Regions from separate parts of the Mus musculus genome. Here region 2 is linked to region 1. A link is a contact called in ENCODE POLR2A ChIA-PET data. All regions are on one chromosome and are shown on one strand. Each heading gives the region's core, a stretch centred on a gene start or an enhancer-like site at or near the end of the contact. The rest is flanking DNA. Distances are from core to core; before and after follow the strand shown. Region 1 holds the start of Pias1 (protein inhibitor of activated STAT 1). Region 2 holds the start of Fem1b (fem 1 homolog b).

Region 1 (3,135 bases), core at 182-2,681:
GGAATGTTGGGACAGTGGCAGTGATGTGGAGGAAAGTTCAAGAACTCTGTTTCCAGAGAAAGCAATCACATCAACTGTTAGCAGTTCCCTCTAGGCAATTGAGGTAAGCCCTGGGAACTGAGAGTGGGCTTCGAAAAGGTGTAGATGAGAGCTCAAGATAGGGCAGGCAGTGGAGCTGCCTCAGGATAGGTTTGGAGGTAATGCCACTGAAGAAATGGGAACAAGTACTTGTAGAAAAATGAAGTCTTGTTTGTGAATTTATTCAGTGAAGAAAGCGGAGAAATAGAGTACCCATTGAAGGTAATTTTGGATCCAGAGGAAGCATAAATTTAAGTAAGGAATTTTGGTTATGTTTATATGCTGATGAAAATGATTCCTTGAAGAAAGGGGGTTGGAACTATAAAGATACTGGAGTAAAACATGTGGGCATGTGGGAGTGAAATAATCCAGGTCACTGGTCAGGACCTGGCCTTCTTGAATTCAGAGTAACCCAAATGTTAAGAGGATTTTGATAGTAAAAAGTTGATCAGTTAAAAAAGGCTGGGGTTTTGAAGGAAGCTTTTAGTAGATAGGAGTAAGTCTAAATATCAATGTAGGTGAAGAAAACCCTTCTGGGATTAAGCACACCCCACCCCCCCCAATCCATTTTTCTCTTGGTGAGCCTTTTAATCTCTATGCTGTTCATCACCATTAGTAATTATATCTTAATAGTTCACAGATCTGTACCCCATGAGCGACAGGTCAGGGATCTTCTCTAATTTCTGACTACCCAGGGTGACGCGATGAATAAATGTCTTCAGAATTTGCCTTAGCTACTACTGTTAAATGCTGTTTAGGAGAGTCCCTTTTTCCCCTCAGAGCTTTTATTTCGGAAAAGATACCATGGGAATGATATATATATATATATATATATTTTTTTTTTTTTTTCTTTTTTGGCCTAACTGCCTCATCATGAGGATCTGCGTAAACCCAGAAACGCTTCGTCAAATTCTCCTTAGACAAAACTGACTAATTGGCTAGTTGTGATCGACCGGCAGCTGGGTAGGGTACAGGTGCAGAACGCATCTTGCGCATGGGGGCGCGCCGTGGCTTCAGTCAACTGGGGCTCAGAGGGCAGCCGAAGGATGAGACTGAGGCCAACACCTCCCCAGATGTGGCCTCTTCCCTGGGCGCTACTGGCTCGGCCAGTGTGGGGGCGGGGAGGCCGAGGGGGTAGTAACTGTCAAACTCCCGCTTGGCGCCATTATTTAAATAGTGCGTGTGGGTCTCGCAGCTGTGCGTGCCCGGGGCGGGGCAGCGAGCTCCTGGAGTGGGGCGGAGGCCAGGGGCGGAGCGGGAAGGCTGAGGGGCGGGGTGGAGGCGGAGTCAAGTCCGCTAGAGGGGAGGTTCCAGCGCGGCCCCCGGCGAGCTTCATTGCGCTTGCGCTGACAGACGCAAGATGGCGGACAGTGCGGAACTAAAGGTAAAGCGCAGCTCGAATTCACTTCTAATATTCGGCCGCGGAGACGGCGCCGCGGCTGCCGGGGGGATGGGTCGGACCCTGGGGGGCCCGCTCGGGCCGGGCTCCACCCGAGTCTGGAGTTGTAGGCGGGAGAGGCGCTCCGGGCCTTAGTGGAGGGGGCCTGGCTGCGGCGGGCCGTGGGCCCCGGGTGCCTCGGGGGCGCTGACGGGTCGTCCCCGGCGTGTTATTGTTGTGGGCGCCTCTGGCGGGGGTGGCGGGGCGAAGAGAGAGTGAGTCGGGACGTGGCGGCAGCGGCGGTCCCCGGGGCCTGGGTGCCTTACCTTGCAGCCCGCCTCCCCCCCCCCCCCCCATGGGCAGCCAGGGGGTGGGGGGGTGTAGGCTGCTCTGGGAAGAGGGGGATCGGGAAAACTGCCCCGCTGCCGCTTCCTCTTCCTCTTTCGCCGTCCCGGGCTCCTGTCAGGCGCAGCGCTCGGACCCCCGGGAACTTGGCTCCGGCCGCCCCGCCCCTCCGCGGCGCCCAGGCGCCCCCGCCTCGCTTGCCGCCGCTGCCCGCCCGCCTGTCAATGGGTGCCCGGCCAGAGGGAATGCGCGATCCCGGGGCAATCGGCTAGGGAATACGAGGGAGAAGCTCTTGGAAAGTTTAGCGAGCCCGGAGCCGGCGTTGGGGGTTCGGCTAAAGGGTTGCAGGGGGAGTCTGCCCGGGCGGGACGTTACTGTTTCTCTCTTGATTTCGGGCCACCGGGGAGGGTGTGTGTGTGGTGGTGGGGAGCAACCCATTGAAAGAGTGTGCTTTTGGGAGCGGTGGTGGGGATGCAGCCACCTCTCTGCACTCTTGCTGTCTCTGGTGTGGCAGATGAGAGCAGCCTTGGGGGTCTCTAAACACACCATGATGGCGATGCTATAGCTGATGGAGGTGAATGGTTCGTGTTTATATCCCCCGTTGCCTTTTGTTTGTTAGGGACATCTTGCTGGCCATGTTGATTTAAACGAAATTCTCCTCCCACCCACCCCCCATCCCACCCCAACCTCCAATAAATAGAACGTTCCATCGTTCCTCTCAACTGTACCAATTACTCATGCCTCGCGAAATTAGATGAAAGGGTGCCCCCTTTCCCCCGCTTTTTCTCCCACCCCAATCTTTACCTGATGATGGCTCCTTTACTGAAGCACATATACCACTACACAAGCAGTTGGGGGAGGGCTGGTGGAACCCTTATGATTGGATTGTGACAAATGGGTCTCTGCTTGAATAATTCTGGTTTAGTAGCAGGCAGGCAGTTCTTAACTAACGCATATTATTTAGAGGCTCTGAACATGGTATTCCCTTCTCTGGCTTCCTGTGTGCGAACCAAACAGCTGGTTATAGCACATCTCTGTCAGAGTGGAGATTGGGCTATGCAATTATAAATCCTCAGGGAGATTTAGAAATTCTTTTTATAATCAATAAAAAAAATTATTATTTTCCCCATTATAATGAAATAACTTCTAAAACAAGCAGACCACTACCTGTGTTTCTGGACACTTTTCTTTCCGTGCACCTGTGTGTGTGTGTGTGTGTGTGTGTGTGTAAAAGCCTCACTGGAAGATCTTTTTTTCCTTAGTAACTTTGGAGTGTTAACATATCAAGATTTTTGTACAAGATTTGGGTATTTGTTTTTTTTAAGTTTACTTCT
Region 2 (3,135 bases), core at 185-2,684, 170 kb after region 1:
CCTCCACTTAATCCCAGCCTCTCCTAACTGGCCTTTGAACTTCTAAACTCTTGCTTCCTGGGCTATGTTCTGCACACATTAGGGAGCATGCATGTGATCTTAAAAAAAAAAAAAAAAGCGCCATCTTGTCACTTTTCTATTTAAAACTCCCTAAATGCAATCCCAGAGTAAACCAAACCGTTTGCATAGGTCACTGGGCCACATGACTTGCATCCTGCTGACTTAATCCTTTAGAACTCTTCCTACAGTCAGCAGCCACACTGCTTCTGTTCTGAGCTCACCATCTGTCTTCTGCTCAGGATCTTTGAACTATTTCCATTGTCCAGCCTCTGTTTCAGGCACCTGTTACAGAGGACTTCTCTGACCACCCAGGCGAAGTCTCCTAGTCCACACCCATAGCCCTTGTTTCATAGTAATGACATGAATCCAACAACTCTACATCATTTATTTGTCTGCTTTCTCCACACAACCACACAAGCCCCAGGAGAGAAAGGCCTAGCCTAGATGAAGAAATCTCTGATGCTAACCAAAGCCTTGTACGTGAATGGCTTATAGCATTCTTTGGATAAATGCTCTTTTCAAATCCTAACAATTCTGTGACGTGTAAGTGAGACAGCGGAGGTTCTGCAGGGTCAGGACTAGAGACTGGTTCCATCTGGCTATGACTGCTGCCTCTTAGCTCTTTATCTTACACACTTAATCCCCTTTCCTGGGAGGTCTGGTGAGGCTTTCAGTTGCTTTTCAGTGAAGCGGCTCTCGCCCTCCCAAATTTCGGAGGCTCATAATAGCCCTTATTCAAAAATGGATCTTTTGGGTGCTCTTTCCCCTTTTCCTGTGGCCCCCACCTCGCGCCCCCGCGCGTGAATCACTGGCAGACAGTATCCCACAGTAATAATCATAAAACTGGATGTGCTTTCTAGCCCGTAGATTCAGTAGCCTTCTCTCCGCCCCCAGCCTTGACTAAGCATCCTAGGGTCCTGTGGGGGCGAGATGGCTACTTGCGTCAAGGGCACTAGGGACTTTCAAACCCGCATCAGAGCTCAGCTAACTGCGCACAGCGGAACCTTTCTTTAGGATAGCCTCGTTTGCCCGCCGGTCGGTTTAGGAAGCAATACCTACTTAAGCGTCCCTCCCACTCCTGCCTTCCCTCCCTCCCTTCGGCTCCGTCTGCGGCGGCTGCTTTCCTCCCGCCCTAAGTTCCGGTGCTGGTGCTGCCGGCGCGGTCCGCGAACACCCACGCGCGGCTCACGGGAGCCCCGCTCGCCAGCGGACCCTTTCGATCGCCGGTGGGCGAGTGCCCGCGGTTTTCCTGCGGCGAGGAGCTAAGTGGAGGCCGTTCCAGACCCTCCGGCCCGGCGCGGGCAGGCGTGCACATCGCTCGCTATCCAGGGCGTGCGCGGGCCTCTCGAGACCCCAGCGGCGACCCGTAGCTCGGGCGCGCGCCTGTCGCAGCCCGCAGGAAGGAGGCGGCCTGAGACCCGGGGCGGCGGCCGCCATGGAGATCCCCTCGGCCCAGGGCCGGTGCCTGGGGCCTCGGGGGCGGCCCTGACCGTCCTTCTCCCCGCCCGGGCCGGGTCCCACTTGTGCCTCCGGCGGTGCTCGGCCACCTCTGCGTCTCCGCCCTCCCTGGGTCGCGCTGCTGCCTGGACACGGCGGCGGCGCCCTGTTGAATGGGCTGTGAGGGCCCGGGTCTGAAGTGCTGGTGGACGCGGCCTCCGGGGGCGCAAGGCAGCAGCAGCGGTGGCGACCAAACGGGTGTTGGAGTTGGCGGCGGCCATGGAGGGCCTGGCTGGCTATGTGTACAAGGCGGCCAGCGAGGGCAAGGTGCTCACTCTGGCTGCCTTGCTCCTTAACCGGTCAGAGAGCGATATCCGCTACCTGCTGGGCTATGTCAGTCAGCAGGGAGGACAGCGCTCCACACCCCTCATCATCGCAGCCCGCAATGGGCACGCCAAGGTGGTGCGCTTGCTGTTAGAACACTACCGTGTGCAGACCCAGCAGACCGGCACCGTCCGCTTCGACGGGTAGGTACATCCCAACTCCATCCTCCCTCCGACGCGCGCGGGCCTCCCAAGCCCTGGATCCTCTCATCCTTCATTAACCCTGTTTTCATGTGTGGACTCAGTTCTTTTTCATATCCCTTCACCCCCATTGATGCCCACCTCGTCTCCCAGAGCTATGCTTTGCTGCCTTTTCTTATCGACTCCTACCCTTTTCCCCCTGTAGGTGGTAGCCACACCCTGGGTCTTGAGATCTATAGTCTTCATTAGTCAGCGAACACGCACTGTCGGAGTGGTGGCTGCCCATCTAGGTTTTTGTATCTTTATATCAGCACTGGCGTAGTAACCTAGATCGGAAATTAACGAGATCAACAATTAAAATTGAGGACCTTTTGATGCTTCATTTAACCTCTCCATATCCCTTCTCCTCCCGCTCCCCCCCTCCCGTGGTCGGATCGAGCCTCAAGCAGGTCGTGGGACTATCTGTTAAAATAAGCCCCTAGAATCTTGTCATGCAGCTGGGCATCTCTAGGCACGGTTCTGACTCTCCCACAATGCTGGCCAATATTTTTGGCTGTACAGGTGGCTCTGGGCCTGGCGTAGAAGTTACGCCATTGCTAAATTACATGTATAGGGTGATACAGTGGGAAGGTTTCACAAACACTTAACATTGTTCAAAAATTTACTATTTACTATTATTCTAATATTTTTTTTCATTTGAGGTTAATTGTACATATTTTTGGGGGGCGGAGGAAGATAACAGAGTCGTCACGTTTGATACCTTTTTTTTTTTTCCTGTGCTGAACGATTGCGGAATGATTGGCATAATATAGCTGTATTCAGTTTGCTTTGTTTACATTGGTTTTTGTTGACCTGTAAATGAATAAGCTATTACTAGTTTAGCATTTTCTTTTGCAGTAGGTGGAATCTACGTATAGAAATGCAATTTAGTTTTGGTTAGTAAAAACTGCCTGACCAAAAAAGCCTGTTTGGAAGCATTCTTATATTCTCTAGCCCCTCCCTCCCTCCCTCCCTCCCTCCCTTCTTCTTTGCTACTTCTGGTCTCCAAAACCAGGTCTTGCTGCATAGCCCAGGCTGACCTGGAATCCCCCAACCTCTTGCTTTAGCTTCCATT

The links. ChIA-PET counts read pairs that join two places held with the same protein, here RNA polymerase II (POLR2A).
Region 2: POLR2A ChIA-PET joins it to region 1 with 11 read pairs in embryonic stem cell. The contact joins the promoter of Fem1b here to the promoter of Pias1 in region 1. POLR2A ChIA-PET finds 5 or more read pairs at or near these places in 4 of 5 experiments (Patski and embryonic stem cell).

The regions. Positions count from the first base shown.
Region 1 is chr9:62,979,175-62,982,309 of GRCm38, reverse strand. Pias1 (protein inhibitor of activated STAT 1) reads left to right here and starts at 1,431. Exons shown (of 14, transcript NM_019663.3): 1 at 1,431-1,462. The coding sequence starts at 1,439. Gm35574 (a long non-coding RNA gene) reads right to left here and starts at 1,796. Exons shown (of 6, transcript XR_379535.2): 1 at 1,783-1,796.
Region 2 is chr9:62,809,947-62,813,081 of GRCm38, reverse strand. Fem1b (fem 1 homolog b) reads left to right here and starts at 1,434. Exons shown (of 2, transcript NM_010193.4): 1 at 1,434-2,024. The coding sequence starts at 1,777.